Linked DNA regions of Mus musculus: region 2 is linked to region 1. Evidence: chromatin loops called from intact Hi-C (ENCODE). Cell type or tissue: gastrocnemius. All regions are shown on one strand. Each heading gives the region's core, and the rest is flanking DNA. Links, peaks and the distances in the headings are about the cores only.

Region 1 (8,471 bases), core at 3,987-6,486:
TGGGATTCAAGGCAATGCAGGATGGCCCGGAGACAGAGGCATTCCTCCTGTCACACTATCACTGAGCTGTGCTTCAAAGGGGTCCCCAGCTCAGGATCAAGTGTGTCCTGCATCACCCAGCATCTCAGGTGCAGGACAAGGTAGACAGTAGGATTTACATTGTCAAGGAGGTCCCTGACTTGTAGGCGAGGCCTCATCTTGTTACTAGGACTCAGAATGTGACGTTTTACAAACACTCCTCTGTATTCAGCTGCTGCCACAGGGTATCTGGTTACTGGCCCTGGGGACTAACCTATTTATTCTGTCTTAGAGGTGGAAGGTGGCTGATGTAGCACTGGCACAAAAATTCCGGAGTCTTGGGGTGTGGGAGGCACACCCCTTCCTTGCTCTCCCCTCAATCTTCAGCATTCTTCATGTCTCTTAGAGTCTCCATAGTTCGTGAGCACAAATGCTGAGGTATAGGTGTGCTGTAGTGTGTGTGTGGGGGGGGGGGGCATGTGTGCCTGCATCTGTGCATGTTGTGGCAAATTAACTGGTGTGGGGTGGGGGCATGTGTGCTTGCATCTGTGTATGTGTGCAGATGAACTGGCTTTGCAGTGTGTCTGTTAAAATGGGCCCTTCTGAGTGACAGGTGCTTTCTTTAACTGAAGACGGGACGATGCTCGACACCTATACATTTCATTAGGCCTTGGCACCAGGAAGCTGTGGTCTGTGCAGTCCACTTTACATGGCTCTGCCCTGCTCCTTCCAGGACTCCCTAAGTTCTGGGGCTGCTCTTTGCTATCAGCCATGGTCGAGGATGGTGGAGATGTGAGACAGGCACCTGGGATGCTAACTCGTAGGAGGTCAAGAGAACCTTGTGAAGGTCTCCAGGGCCCCGTCTGTTGGAGGTACTGAGCTCATTGTTTGGTTGCTGTGCATCTCAGGCCTAGCTGGCGTGTACATCTATGCCCTCTCCACACTCCTTCTGTCATGGACAGGATGGGGGGCGGGCTGATGTCCTGGAGGAAGGAGACCATAAAAGAGCTTGTTAGCATTACAGGCAGGTGATTAGTTTTAATTTCAAGTGAGAGCCTTCTGGAGCAGCATCTGGGATATTGTTTACCCTGTGGTATTGCACACTTCATTAACAGTCAGATCTCTCTCTAAGCAGCCATCTCCTGCCTCGCCTCCCGCAGTTACTCTTGTAAGGCTGGCACTGGAGTGTGGTTCAATAGCAAAGTGCTTGCCTAGCAAGTTGGAAGCCCTGGGCTCATCTACAGCCTTGAAGGAGAAACATTCTTGCTGCTGTCCGAGCCTGATCTCCTGGTCTGTTACGGTTGACCTCAAAGACCAAGGGGCTTTGGGATGGCAGGAAGGACTTCTGGAACGTAGGTGATGACGGTGAGCCCTAAGGACTCACGGGTTAGCTTGAGGGGGCAGTGCCCTGAATGGACCGTGTGGTGGGTTGCTGGAGACCACTCTTTTGACTGTAATTTGGGAACATGTGACACTGGTTTTGGAAATAGTTCAGTGTGACCTTGGAATGTAAGCCCCAAATATAGGTTTAAAAGTGGATGGTGGGCTGGGGAGATGACTCAGGTGCTGAGGTGTTGCCTTATGAGGAAGGAATTTGATCCCCAGTGATCATTCGGGAAGCCAGGCGTAGTGATGCATGCTGGGAATCCCAGTGCTGAGGAGGGTAAACCCCCCAGTAGATCTCTGGGGGTTGCTGGTCAGCCAGTCCAGCACATCGGTGGGTACCAAGCCAAGTGACAGACCCTGTCTCAAACAACAAGGAGTATGGCACCTAGGAATGATATCCAAGGCTGTCCTCTGACCTGCACATGCATATGTGCTTGTGCACATTCGCGCATACACACGTGTGTGCACACACACACACCTGTGACACATAAAAATGGGGTGGAAGTAACTTGGACTTGCATTTCTTATGGAACTCACTGGGAATCATAATTTCCCTAGGGTTAAATGTGTTGGATACAGGGAGACATGGTTGGAGTTCAGGGAGATGGCTCAGAGAGCGGAGCTGATTGTTGCTTAGGTAATACTATATCTAAGGAAGAACAGCGTGTGTTCACGGCTGCTCCCAGCAGCATTCGAGTCAGGCTCAGGATCAGCTTTCTGCTCCTGGAGGTGGAACACAGAAGACTTTTCCTCCCAGATGAATGTGTCTTTGTTTAATAATATGGACTCAGTGGATGCAACTATAGCAAAGGGGACCTAGGGAAACTGCCCTAAACAGATGCTCAGACAGAACCAGGCCCTGAGTGGATGACAGTGGCATCTCCAGATAATCATTCTGTAGCCCCACCCTCAGGGACTCTGCTTGCTGCAAAGAGAGAGGATGGTAGATATGTCCTCAAGAAGCACTTGTGTGTGTGTGTGTGTGTGTGTGTGTGTGTGTGTGTTAAATGCAGCAGCCAGACATTCTGGAGCAAGGTAACCCTTGCAAATTGATCTCTCTCTCTCTCTCTCCCTCTCTCTCTCTCTCTCTCTCTTTCTCTCTCAGAATTATTTAGCATAGGATCCCATTACAGATAGTTGTGAGCCACTGTGAGGTTGCTGAGAATTAAACTCAGGACCTCTGGAAGAACGGTCAGTGCTACCACTGAGCCATCTGCGAATGGGGTAAACACTGCTGGGGACTGGTAACGCATTAGGTATCCAATTGGAATTGAAGGCCATCAAGATAGTTACTTGCCAGCCGGCCTGTGATGGCGCAAGCCTTTAATCCCAGCACTTGGGAGGCAGAGGCAGGCGGATTTCTTGCCTAGGAACCACACCTCAATAAGGATATTATTCTCACTTAGGTGGTGGCGGTAGAGAGGCCTAGGATCTCTGATTGCCTCAGGGTTCCTTACTAGCAAGAGAAGTTAGCACTGAGGTGTGACCTGCAGGGACACTGTGACTTCTTACAGACAAAGGGGCATAGCAGTTGCCTGGGTGAGCATTGGAAAGTCCATTTGGGACTGTGGGTGACCTGGCATGTGTCACCCCACCTGGGTGGGGTGGTGGCAGCCTCTCGGGATTCCTGAGTTTGAAGTTACTCAAGTTCTACCTCGATTCCTCTGAGGTTTTAGGAGAGGGACATCTGTGTGTAGCCCAGGGTTGGGCTATTTCTAACAGAGCTGCTGTGAATGTCTGTATTCATGCTTTTGTGTAAGCATGAACCCATTCCTCCACAGTAACTACCCTGAAGTGCAGTTGCTGGACTCTACGCATGGGAGATGTGTTTTACTTAGGTTTGGTTTCTTTTAAAATAATTTCTTATTCTTTAGGCTTATCTACTTAGTTAAAGGAAACTTCCAGACTGCCTTCCAGAATGGCATCTCACTCTACACTCTCTCAACAATGGGGGTGACAGTGTGTCTCCACATCCTTGCCAGCACTGGGCATTGTCACTTTTAAAAATTTTAGCCATCCAGACAATCAGGGATAAAGGCCACCTTTTTGTTTGTAAACATTTATCTATTTAGGGATGTCGGGGGTGGGGGGGGATTGAAGTTAGGACCCATGCATGCCAGGCAGGTGCTCTGCCCCTGAGCTACCACACGCATAGCCTATTAATGTGCTTTTAATTTGTTTACACCTAACGGCTCACAGTGGTAAATACTGGTTTATGTTCTGACTGCATCCTTCTATTGAGTGATCTGGGTTTTAAAAATAAAAATGCCGGATGAGGGATTTAGCACAGTCGTCAAGTGCTTGTCTAGTGTGTGTGAGGCCTTGGGCTTTGTCTCTAGCACTGAGGGGGGAATGCACAGAAATGCTGTGGAAATGGGGCGGTGAAGCCGGGGGCTTGGAGTTCTGCCTCACAGGGATGTAGGTGAGGGTGCCTTTCTGCTCTTACAACTGTCTATTCCGAAATAGAACGCTGCTGATTGGTAGGCACCCTCGGTGGTGGCTGGAATGCGCAGGCAGCCAGGGTGGCAGTCCGGCCCAGGAATCCGTCCTGTCCCACCCTGTCTCCATGGGACCCCTCCCAGACTGACTCAGGTGTTATATTTAAGGAAAGTTGTCTGTGGGCCGTTGGGCTTGAAAATAAAAACAAACAAAGAAGCAGATGCTGAATTGTCTCCTCACAGACGCCATTGTCTTGGGTTCCTTCTGGGTCTCTGGAAAAACAAAACAACCCCCACCCCAACCCCCAGAAAGACAGCAAAGGAGAGACAGGATCCAGAGCAGAATCCCCATGTGTGTCTGTGTCTGTGTCTGTGTCTGTGTCTGTGTCTGTGTCTGTGTCTGTGTCTGTGTCTGTGTCTGTGTCTGTGTCTGTGTCTGTGTCTGTGTCTGTCTGTGTCTGTGTGTGTGTCTGTGTGTGTCTGTGTGTGTGTCTGTGTCTGTCTGTGTCTGTCTGTGTCTGTGTGTGTCTCTCTCTGTGTGTGTGTGTGTGTGTCCCCGTGCGTGTGTGGGTATGCACACACCCCAAACCATTCTGCTTCCACATGTTGTATATGTGGGTCCTTTTCTACAACCATTTCCCTTCCTCTGACAGATTGAGTGCCTTCAAAGCTCAGGCCCAGCTCTGGGCGAAGCCCATTTCTGTCAATGGTTCTCCCTTTGGGTCTCTATCACCTAGGCCAATAAAACAACCCCCACCCCAACCCCCAACTCTTTGGATTCCGCTTTGTGATTTAGTTGTATGGAAGGCTCTTGAAAGGCTTCTCCTTTCTTGTTTTAACGTCATGAAAACGCGCAGCTGCGGATTTCAAGATTTCTCCTTATTCTTAGGGCTCTGCCAGCCCAGACACCAGCGGAGGGGCTTGCCTGCATCGGGAAGCAGGGGAGAGGCACACATGTGTGCTTAACATGTCTGTCTGTCTTTGTCTGTCTGGCTAGTAGTGTTGGTGGGGCTTTGAGTGTGTGAAAGCAAGCAAGCACCTCAGCCCAGATTCTGATGAGTCCGGAGAAATGAAAAGATGCGTCGTCCGCGCCTTAGTCTAGGATTTGGAAAATCGCCTCCGGTGAGCTTGTGTTAAGTGGTCACAAGAAGAGGATTGTTTTCTACGTGGGCTTGAAGGGGTTCTGGGAAATGAGCAGCCAATTCTCCTAAGTATCCTCGAAGCTTTAGAAGGAGGAAGTCTCGGAAAGTCACCCACTGCCCATCCATGTTGTCCCAAAGGCCCAAGAGAATTCCTCAGCTCATTGTGGTGGTCAAGGTCAATGGGGGAGGGGCAGGGGAGGGAAGGGGTCCAAGCCCAAATGCATAACTAAAACAAATGATGGTTTGCTTTGAGTGTTTTTCTGGTTTGATACATTTGGAGAAACTGGGGCTGGTTTGAAGTTGCTTAATTGATTTTTTTTTAATTAAAAAAAAAATCTCTTGCTTTATTTGGGATTCAAATTAAAATTCTATGCTTGTGCTGAGTTTTAGCCCTAAGACCTCAGTTGGTTATCAGCAAAAACCCTGGCTCAAATCCCTTCCTCTAGATGGCCTTGTTATGTGCCCTGAACTTGAATTCTTCTAGATGGGCGAGCGTGTTTATCTTCTGCTGTCCCTGGGGATTCCTGTGTGTGCCAGACCAGCACTCTACCAACTGAGCCGTGCAGAGCCCTCTCTTCTGGGTTTTAAAACCATTCTTGCTCAGGGTTGGAGTTCTCTGCACAGAACTAAAGTAAGGAATGAACCAAAAGTGGAGATTATGCATTCTCTCTGTCTCTGTCTGTCTCTGTCTGTCTCTGTCTGTCTCTGTCTCTCTCTCTGTCTCTCTCTCTCTGTCTCTCTCTCTCTGTCTCTCTCTGTCTCTCTCTCTCTCTCTCTCTCTCTCTCTCTCTCTCTCTCCCTCCCTCCCTCCCTCCCTCCCTCCCCTGACAGAGTTTTATCTACTTGTTATAGTAAACTAGCTTTCAGGAGGTGGTGAAGGAGGTGAGCTAACACGTGAGCTACACAAGCCCAGACTTAATGCATACAGGCAGTTGGGGATAGTTACACAGGAACGTCCATGCCAGGGTCAGAGAGCACAGTACAGTACTTGACGCCTATTATGCATCTGTCATGTGTCAAGTAGTGCCTGAGAAGTTAAAGTGACATGCTTAAAACTGCAGCAACACAAGTCAGGAGGTGGCCTCAGACAGCCTTGCTCTAGAACTGAGTGTCTCAACCTTGGCACTATTGGCATTTGGGAACAGTTGTTGTAGGGGACACTGTAGGATGTTTAGCAGCACTCTTGATGGAGAACATTTTGTCAACCAAAACGTTCCTGGTGGTTAGGTACCGTGGCACTCACCTGTCATCCAGGCAACCCAGGAGGCTGAAGCAGGGGGACTGTCTGAGCCCATGAGCAGCATGGGCAGCACTGTGAGACCTTGTCACTACCACAAGGGGCTTGGATGTTTCTGGGTATCTGTAGAGCTATTGCTCCTCATCGGGAGACACGATTGTAAAGCTCCCTCCTGTAACTGTTGCTTTGTCTAGTTCTCCCAGAGAAGGAGCACACATGCCCTAAGTGTGTTTGTAGAGCTATGTATAGATTTTGGGTGGAAACAGAAGGCAGATGCCAATCAATACTATCTAAGGCCACAAGAGAAATATTCTCAGAGATGGTGTTGATGGATCTGAAACTTGAAGGCATTAACCTGGTCACGCAGGAAAATGTCACAGACATAAGAAATGGAGGCAGGCTTGCGTGGGGTGTGCGACAGGTCGTTTGCTCTGTACCCCCTTGCTTTCTCCCGTTCTTCTCTTGGCCATGTGATCCTTACTCAGGAACAGGATGAGCTAAATGTGGGGCAGTAACGAGCAACTTCCCATCAAACAGCTGAACGCAACGAACCTTTCTTCCTTTCTACACACCTGATCCAAGTACGGCTCCACTACCTCTCACCCTTGCCTAGGCTTGGGCTGCCAACGCCCATTGCTACGACGGAGGGAACTAGCTAGGCAGATGACCTGCAGAGTTGTGAGGCTGCAGCCCAGAGATGTGACACACAACACTTCTGCTCACATTCAGACAGCAGGACAAGTCTCATGTCGTCACCAAACTGAGGAGCCAGGGCGTGGAGCCCTACTATGTGCCCAGAAGAACTAGAAATATTTGAGAGTTAAAATGAACTGTGGGGGTGTTTGTTGGCGTGTGTGTGGGGATACAGCCTGTGGGTGGTAGGTCATTGGATGAGGTAGGTTCAGGGCGCTAGTACTCAACACCAGGATGCATCCTTCAGCCTAAGCCCAGAGTCCTGGGAGTGACATCCCCCTTAACCTTAAATTATAGCTTTACGGTGCTGGGTCTCAGAAGGCAGGCCACGGCAGCCACTGAGACACATTCTCTCTCCTTGCTAGACACTCCCTGAGGCCACAGCTCTGCCCCCAAGTCCCGGGGTGAGGAGACAGGAAGCTGGCTGCCATGGATCTAAAATGGGATGGGACCGGAAACCTATGACCAGGGTGAAGTCCTTGTCACTCCTGACAGAGGGGCATGGAGGTCTCAGTATGCCAGATAAAAATAGCAGTTGATTGCTGCTTCCCTCCTCCTGCAGCATGTTCTCCAAACCTGATTCCACTCAGTTTCTGAACCATGAAGTGGGCATTAAGTGTGGGGTGGGTTGGGCTCTGGCGCCCACTCACCAGACAAAAGCAGTCAGTCTGGAGATGGGGGCAGGGACAGGACAGAGGCGGGAGTGCCTCCAAAGAGCTGGCTGGGTCCAGGGCCTGCTCAGCTCTGGGTCTTACCAGAGCCTCTACGTGTATGAGTCGCCGATTATACACTTGTGTGTGCGCGCGTGCAGTTTATAAATACATGAGGCAGATATGGATATATGTATCTATATGTATACATGTGTTGTATATATTTGTGTATGTATGGGTGGATATGGGTATATGTTTATATATATACGTCTATATATGTATAGTATGTGTCATTTGTATGTGTCTGTGAGGATATATATATATATATATACACACACACACACACATATATATATGTGTGTGTGTGTGTGTTCATGTTCATGTATTCATGGAATGTATTTTGTATATATGTTATAGATAACATTTTCTTTGGGTATGGCATGAACCCACAGAATGCTGTGGTGAACCTGCACAGGCTTGGTCTGTGACCTGTGGCCGTAGCAGTAACAGAATGGTTAGTAGTGGTGATGATGATGGTGGTGGTGATGGTGGTGGTGATGGTGGTGGTGATGGGGCTGTTAACACTCACTGGTAAAAGGAGGGGAGGGAGAGTCCCCAGGCTCATGGAGGGTTTTAGTTCCCACTCCATCACACTACACTGCCACATACCGTTCAGGAGGTGCTAGAGCATATATGGGAGGTGCGAAGTTAGCTGAAGATGAGACCCCAGGGATGCAGGGTTGCTGAAGTTGTCATCTTCCTGTGCTGAAGTGAGACTTCTCAGTCACCCATGGTCCCGCAGGTAAGCCTAATAAACCCACTAGCAGCCTGGATGGCATCGTTGCTTTGGTCTGTCAGTGGCTCCCTGTCTGGAGAACATATACCTTTACTCACTTCCACCCCAGAA
Region 2 (8,471 bases), core at 2,216-4,715, 65 kb after region 1:
AGTCTGAGCAGCGCTGCCTGGACCGGTTAATGGCGGATGTGCTGAGACCCTTCGTGCCAGCCTACCATGGGGACGTGGTGAAGGATGGGGAACGCTACAACCAGATGGACGACCTGCTGGCTGACTTCGATTCGCCCTGCGTGATGGACTGCAAGATGGGTGTCAGGTGAGCCAGGCTTTTTGCAGGTGTGCCCCGCCCCCATCCTGCCTGGCTGTACAGAGGACACTTGGAAGCTGGCCCCACTCTGCCAAGAGCCTCTTCTCCTCGAGGCAGCCCTGGCTGGATGCTGAGGCTGTTGGGGAGCAGACAGAGGAGATGCACACTAGTCAGGTGGGAGGTGAATAGCCATCAGGGAGGAAGCAAGACAATGACCTCCTGGTACAGGGGAATAGAGAGGGAGCACAGAACTGGCTTGTAGCATATGCTGGTTTCAAAAAAAAGAAAAGAAAACAGATCTGACACTAGGGTACAGCTAAGAGTGGAGCTACAGAGGCCCCTGCAGCAGGTAGAAGATAGGCCTGAGGTGATTCCAGACCTTGCCAGGAGCTCCAAGCCTATGCTAAGCTCCACAGTCTGGAGGGCCAGAGAGCCTCAGGCAGAAGTGGACACCATCCCTACCTTTTGGCTGTCCACCTTTCAGGCTTCCAGCATGGCATGACGAGCCCAGAGAACCTAATTTTGGCTGCAGACATGCACACTAGACAGTGGACTGAGCTCAGAGCTGGTGCCTAAATCTGACTTGAATAGCCTGACTGAGCTATTTCTTCAGCACATGGGCAGGTGCATATGAGTGTGTGTTTTTATGCATGCGTGTGCATGTGGAGGCTAGAGGTTTGTTCAGTTCCTCTGGAACTGACGAACTTGTTTTATTAAAACATCATTCATGGCTGGAGAGATGGCTCGGTGGTTAAGAGCACTAGCTGTTCTTCCAGAGAACCCAGGTTCAATTCCCAGCACTCACGTGGCGGCTCACAACTGTCTGTAACTCCAGCTCCAGAGGATATGATACCTTCACACAGACATACATGCAGGCAAAACACCAATGCACATAAAGTAGAAATAAATAAATCTTTTTTTTAAGACCTCAGCTTCTCTGATTAGGGGGCTGGGTGGCCATGCAGCCTCAGGTCTCCACCCGCCTAGTGCTCGGAGGACAGGCACACACCACCATGTTCTATGATAGTGTGGTCCTCAAGTCTGTGCCAAGCACTTTACCAACTGAGCTATCTCCCCTGTCCCTCGCATATAGTGTCTTTTATATGAAGATGGCAAGGAGGAAGGGAGAGCCCAGTGTACTCGGATTACACCAATCATCTTCCTTCTTTCCTTCTCATCCCTCCTAGGAGTTCTGTGTCCATATCAGCCCCTGGCAACTGGCCAAGACCAGTCCCCTTGCTCTTATCCCGAGAGTAGGGATGGATGGGGTCATGGAGCAATACAGGGCCTGCTATTGGCTCCTCTCCACCACTCGCCACCTCCTCCTAGTTCCAAGGCCCTGGATGTCTTGGCTCCCAGGGAGAAAGCAGAATGTCCCTGTAACTACCATACAGCCTTGGATCTCTGGATATCTTATTTTTGTCTCTAGAAAATTCTTTCCACAATGCACTAGAATATGCCCACTCAAGCAGAGGCCCTGCCCTTCCTCCCAACATTAGGAAGACGGGGACTCAGTCTGCCTGCAGGAGAAGGAGGTGGGCACAAGCATAGCCCCACTAGGCATTCTTGCAGGTGCCCAGACCAGTGCAATTACACAAAGTCAGCTCTGCCTTGCCTCCAGCCTTGTGTGCTCCCTAGAAAGATGCAGGAATGGGGCACCCACTCCCCTCTCTTCTAGCTTAATACCTTTTCTCTCTTTGTACCTCAGAGCTCTCCTATCCAAGAGGGCTTAAGTAACCCCATCCCTGGTGGAGTTAGGGAAGAGGAGACCACCCCAAAAGCATCACTCACAGCCCTTATTTCCCCACACACAGTCCCTAAGGGCCTCCTTAACTCTGAGTACTTCTACTACATGCTTCAACTGTATTGTCCCTGTGTGTCCCAGGGCCAGCCACACCACAAGGGTAGCCTGTGCTACCATTTGAGCGGGAGTCTCCAGGGATGCCTTCCCACGTAGCAACATAGTACAATGTACCCAGGCCTCTGCACTGCACACCAGGACCTCAACCGTGGCCTGCCCTCCATGGAGACGCCAAATACAGTAGCACAGAAACATAGCCCTCTGTGCCTGCACCAAGATAAGTAGGTCATGGCTGTCCCTGCCGTGGAAAGAGGCTAGGACACGGATCCTTGTCAAACACCAAGTCAGGGCATGAATGAGGCAGAGGCTTACAAAAATGGTGAGAAGGCTCGTCAGCAGAGCCAGCCTTAGCCATGGTGTGTATGGGTCCTGAGGGAAGGCACGGAGACCTGGACGCATCTTAAATCAGGGTGTTTCTAGGACCTGGAACCTGCCTCCAGGAGAGTGGTGCTCACACTGCACCCTCGGGCTTACAACTTCCCACTGGATGTGAGTGTATCTTCTGTCATCCAGACCTAGAGCTGGTTTCCAGCCCCCAGCCCCTGGGGAAGCTGCTCTGGCCCTGACCTGACACCTGTTGGCCTTGCATGGACTCACCGCCTCCCTTTCTTTGTTTGAGTCAGCCTCTCCCCCAGAGTCCAGCCATGGGAGCACCTCTCTGCTACCCCAAGTTAATTCTCTGTGCTCCAGAAGTTGATGCGCAGGTCTCCCTCCCCCTATAAGAGGATCCCGGGCTTCCCTCTGCAGTAACAAGTTTCACTGGTTCCTATAATAGACCTGTTTCCTAGCTAGTATCCATTGAGAACATCTCTTCCAAGCCCCATTCTGTGCCAGAGGAACAAGCGACTCTGTCTAGCTGGAGCTGTGGGGACCCCCTTTGAAGAAGGGTCCATGGGATCAGAGCTGTGGTGTTGGTGTCCACTTCCTGTTTAAGGAGCTACTGAGAACTCTTTGTAGAAGTTAGCCTGCTTTGCAGACCTGTTTTGCACCCTTATGCGTGTTAGGAATGAATTCCTCCCCCTCTCCCCCATGGCACATGGGTCGACTGACAACTTGGTATCTGAATGCACAGTGTGGTGTGCTGTGTGCATGAGTGCACGGAATGTGTGTGTGTACAAGCACCCAACCAGAAGCTAATGCACCCTCCCCTTATGGCCTTCCTAAACAACCAAGACATGTTTATACACACAGACCCCAGGTAATTCGGAGTTTCCTTTCAGTGTAATACCAGTGGGTACAGGTTTCTGAAATTGTCTCCTTTGTAAGATGGAGATTTGTGTTCTGTCTGTTATGAGACCCAGAATGGCAGAATGGAAGATTGTGGTGGAGAGATGACTTGTGGGGGAAGGGGAGAAGAGTGGACAGGAGAGAAGGGAGGGTGCTCTGAGGGCAGCTTACACCCACGCAGGCCACAGGGGGCCCACTTCCCCATCCTGCAGCGAACTGCTGACTGCTGCCTCATGAGGGCCCTGGTCAGCTTGCACTTGGGTGGAAGAGCTCTTGTAGGGGAGAAAGGCTAGGGTGAGTCATTTCCAGTTGGAGGAGGTGGTGGGAGTTTTCAGAGGGGAGTTGGAGGCTAGTGTTAGGACCAGAATTGGTCCCCAGAGTTCTGGGCCAATGACTCCACCCCCAGCTGCTCTGAGCCTGGCTTGTCTCTGCCTGTCACCTCTCCTAAGGGCTTAGTGCCCTCACCTGGTCAGCCTGCAGATTCTACTGTGCAAAGGGGGGGGGGGGGGGATGGACATGCTTTAGTCTTCCTGGGATCAGAGGCTCTGTGACCTGTTATGGTGGAGACCGTAAGAGTGCCAGTCTAATCTCTGAAACATTACTGGGCTACAGAGCCCACTTTTATTCTGACCTTGGTGCTTCCAAGAACCTTGTTGCAAAAAGCCAGAGATGCAGCCCTGCGTCATGCTGCATGAGGACAGGGAGACAGACTGGAAGGACAGAATATGCTCTCCAGGCTGCCAGGGTACAACAGAGTTCCAAGGGGAACCCTGCCCTCTGTCTCTCTTCCACAAACTGACCACTGTCCCGCCATCTTTCTTCTCTTGCTGACCCTAGAAAAGCTTCCTTGTGGGCAGTTCTGAGTTTATCAGGCCTTCATAGTCATCCAGCATCAAGGTGCTCTGGGCCTGGGTGGTACATGGCTTTCCTAATGAATTCATCCCATCCTAGATGTCACTCTATTGTGCACTGTCCTGAGTCAAAGCACAGCCAACTCAGGGCCTTCATCCATCAGACGTGACTCCAGGGAGTTGTGGCCCAATCCTGGACTCATGTCCTTCACCTCCCATACAGGACATACCTGGAGGAAGAACTCACCAAGGCCCGGAAGAAGCCTAGCTTGCGGAAGGACATGTACCAGAAGATGGTCGAGGTGGACCCTGAGGCCCCCACTGAAGAGGAGAAAGCCCAGCGAGCTGTGACCAAGCCACGTTACATGCAGTGGCGGGAAACCATCAGTTCGACAGCCACCCTAGGCTTCAGGATCGAAGGCATCAAGGTGAGATTTGTAAGGCATTGCCTGAGGCTGCTGAGGTCCCGTGGTTCTCAGTGATGAAGGCCTTGGGAGACTGGAATCTATAAGCCTCGCCCTACAGGCCTAAGTATGGACAGCCAGCCTCAGGGGTGTTGGCCCATTCGGCAGCCTGGGGTACTGGTGGTCTGGCTGTAGCAGGCCATCAGACCTGGGGGCTGGGGTGGCTTGTTTGTACAGCTGTACAGAGGCCCTGAAGAGAAGCCAGCTTATAGACTTGCCACAGGGAAAATGTTGACTCATGCTAGTGAGGTGCAGGTAAGGGGAGCGTGTAGCGGCCTGGGATCACCTTGGGAGCCTCATCCTTCATCCTTTCCTCTTGGATACCCTGAGGAAGACCTCAGAAGACTGTCCTTGTCCCTTTGTTCCAGTCCAGGTCCCTAGCTACTAGAATTGCAAGACGCAGCTAGGAACAGAGAAAGGGGATACACGGTTCTCATCGTCTCAGGTGGTCATTCCTTCAGGGAAGGTGGCAGTCACTCAGGGGCCCTGCTCCTTCCTTTTGTTGCCCAGGCTTGGTCTGCCTGGCCTGCTCTCCAGCATGGAGTTGGGTTGGGTAGCTGAAGTAAGGGGAAGCTCTGGTAGTCATCTCTCACACAGTGTGTAGATGTGATCACCAGTGTCTCACGGGCTTCTAGAGCTGGGGACTAAGAAAGCCACTTGTCCTCCTTGTCTTCAAAAACCAGCCTTCCCTCCTGGCAATATTCAGCTCTCAGGCTGGATTCAAATTATATACATGCATGCTCTCCATCCCTTGTCTATCTGAACTGCATGTCCTGGCATCTCTCACCCAGGCACGACATGCTCCCAGTCTCTGGTCTCTGCACCATACAGCCAACAGCATCCACTGGCCTAGAGAGGCTGACTGGACACACCCTCACCTGCCCTCCTTTGCCTCAACTAACAGAAAGGGCCTATGAGAAGGGCTTCCCTGAGGTGCCATTCCCTCAGACCTGCGGCTCTTCTGCAGCCAGCCTTCCTGATGTTACAGCTGTCTCCTAGGTCAGCCTGAAGAGAGGAAGCACTGGGCTCTGAGCATGGAGATGGTGGTTTGTGGAGTAGAGATACAGTGATGTGGGCTTAAACCTTGGCTCTGGGGAAAACCTATAGCAGTCCCCTGGTCTGTAGTGCATGACAAGACCCAGACCAAATGTCTGGAATGTAGAGCACCAATAGGAACATGTGCACATATATACATAGATGTATATATGCATGTACACACTTACATAACCCCCCATGCAAATACATACCAAACATACCACACATATACATACTACACACACATATCACACACACACACACACACACACACACACACACACACACACACACACTTATTTTTTTGCCTTTTTCCTTCAAGGAGACACTTTACAGCTTCTGTTTACCATATCATAAAAATTGCCAGCATTGTTGCTCTCGTGCTTTGGGCCACTATTAAATGACCATCACTTGACCACAAGCCTATGACAGGCTGACTGTTAGCCTGATCATTCAGATGGCTGCTACCACATTAATGAGACACACTGTGAGTCACGGGCCCAAGACAAGCTTCTGAGCAGGACGTGAAGCTGGCCATACCTTGGGGCCCTTGCTGCCCTTACGTAGAGCAAGGTCCTGCCCCATTGTTGTCTCGGATACCCCTCACACCACCAAGACTTCCTAAAGTGGTGTGTGGCCGGGGATCTGGAGCCACTGTGTACACCCCTCAGCTGGGGTCTGGGACGGGCTCTCCTGGACCAGGTGACAATCACCTGGTTACACCTGGCTTGCTTTACCGTCCCTGGGCACCTGACCACCTCCACAGAGCAGCAAGAGGGTCTGTCCCATGGGCCCTCTGCTGACCCCCGTGGGTGACTCCCTCCTCAGAAGGAAGATGGCTCTGTGAACCGTGACTTCAAGAAGACCAAAACAAGGGAGCAGGTCACCGAGGCTTTCAGAGAATTCACTAAGGGAAACCAGAACATCTTGGTGAGTGACGCCTTCAGTCCCTCTGCCCCAGCACAGTGCCCTTCCATGTCAGGGAACAGTGATAGCAGGAGTCCGTGAGCACCTGCTGCTGGCTGGGTGTTGTACAGACAAGCAAGCAGACCTTCTGTCTCCACTTGACAGATCAAAGACTTGAGAGAGATCAAGGATGCATAGGCAGGAAAAGGCTGAGCTGGGATTCCCACCTAAGTTGGCCTGACACAGGCCCCCTGCCCCTCCTGATGCCTCCAGGCCCAGACCTATAAGGCTGGAATGCACACAGTAGGTCTGCAGTGCAGTCCTCTAGTTCCGGGGAACCTTTCCGGATCATTTCAGATCCTCTGAGTCAGGCCACTGACTGCATTTCCAGCTGTTGCTAGGGACTCCGGGACAAGGCTGACTAGCCCTGCCTGGCTGTGCCTCTGATATTCAAATCATCATTGAAGGACCCTGTGTGATATAAACTTCCCTAGTGGCACTGAGTTCTGGGTGATGGGACTCACAGAGCTGGCCCCTGGGGATGATCAGGTATCTCATTGCCAACAAAGGAGGATCTGTAAGGCTCCGTGGAGGGGACTCTTGTAGAGGCACTGTAGCTTTTCCACTACCCTGTCTTTAGTCAGGAGCACAGCACTCAGTGGTCAGGAAGTTACCATAGCAACCAGTTCTGGCCTCTGCCTCAGCTGGCTGGCTGGCATGCTGGCACGGGCCAGCACTGCGAGAGGATGAGCGGCCACAGTCCTCTGGAAAAGGTATAACTGAGCTCAGCTGGGGTAGATGAAGAAGTCGGAGTAAAATTGGTTCAAGGTCACTGCTAGCTGTAATTCCAAGAGTCCAACGAACTAAATAGACCTGACGCACCGCCCCTCCCCTCCACACACACAGAGTGTGTGAATCTCTGACCATCTCTGCCTTCAGATCGCCTACCGGGACCGGCTGAAGGCCATTCGAGCGACCCTGGAAATCTCTCCCTTCTTCAAGTGCCACGAGGTAGGGTACTGCGCCCTCAGCCCCACAGACACACACTGCCTGCTTGACTGACACCCCTCCCCATCACCCCTAGTCCCAATAGGAAGTGAAATCGCTGATCTAAGCGCCTCTCAGGATCATTACAGCCTCAAGCCTTCCTTTGCCTCTTAAATACCTGGGCACCCCAGCCACGTCTCCCCCTAACCCCGATGTCCTCCAGGCACTGCTCCCCTCCCTTCTGGCCCTGTCAGGTCTATCCCCCCCCCACACACACACACACACAACCCTGCCCCTCCCTGTCCTGGCGCCGTTTCCCTGGTCCCTCTCTCACAGCCCTGCTTCCTTCCAGGTCATTGGCAGCTCTCTCCTCTTCATCCATGACAAGAAGGAGCAAGCCAAGGTGTGGATGATTGACTTTGGGAAAACCACGCCCCTTCCGGAAGGCCAGACCCTACAACACGACGTCCCCTGGCAGGAGGGGAACCGGGAGGATGGCTACCTCTCAGGGCTGGACAACCTCATCGACATCCTGACGGAAATGTCCCAGGGCAGCCCACTCACCTGAGGCCACCGCCACCGTGCATAGCCGTGCCACTTTGCCCGCCACCTCTGCCTGTCGCCTCTCTCCTCCCCTAATTCTTCCTTTTCCTGTCTGAGCGCCTACCTAGAACAGAGCCTCCCATCTGCACTACAGGACACTTTGGAGAAAAAAAAGAGATTTTTTTTTTCTAGATCTTTACTTCCCCGGCCTCCTACATAGGGGCTTGGAGGTGGCGTTTCTCATGCTCTCTAAATAGAACCACCTTCTCGAAGAGAATTACACAAAGCTAGGCCCCACATCCTGTTACACTCAGAGTCGGCACGGGTCCAGAAGGCCGTGTGATCCCTGGTTGCCTAAAGTCTTGAGAGATTAAGCCTCCCTCTGGGAGACACTGCCCCCCTCCCAGAAAATTCTGGCCCACACTGGCTACCAGTAGGGA

What was found. Peaks named below come from ENCODE experiments on the same cell type or tissue, not always from the same donor. Only the 100,000 strongest peaks of a DNase experiment are listed, where the experiment ranks them.
Region 2: a loop joins it to region 1, with 2.7 times the contacts of the local background. A loop is called at or near these places in 8 of 42 quality-filtered maps.

What each region holds. Positions count from the first base shown.
Region 1 is chr1:180,346,986-180,355,456 of GRCm38, forward strand. The region is part of intron 2 of Itpkb (inositol 1,4,5-trisphosphate 3-kinase B); the gene reads left to right. Among named protein-coding and RNA genes, the nearest start is that of Itpkb, 21 kb to the left of the region's middle. In gastrocnemius, for the core only: no CTCF peak of the experiment used is centred there; no DNase peak of the experiment used is centred there; H3K4me3 peaks cover 61 bases; H3K27ac peaks cover 1,039 bases.
Region 2 is chr1:180,413,835-180,422,305 of GRCm38, forward strand. It overlaps Itpkb (inositol 1,4,5-trisphosphate 3-kinase B), which reads left to right. Exons shown (of 8, transcript NM_001081175.1): 4 at 1-166; 5 at 4,320-4,524; 6 at 6,424-6,525; 7 at 7,441-7,512; 8 at 7,841-8,471. The coding sequence ends at 8,056. Among named protein-coding and RNA genes, the nearest start is that of Gm39712, 9.7 kb to the left of the region's middle. In gastrocnemius, for the core only: no CTCF peak of the experiment used is centred there; no DNase peak of the experiment used is centred there; H3K27ac peaks cover 941 bases.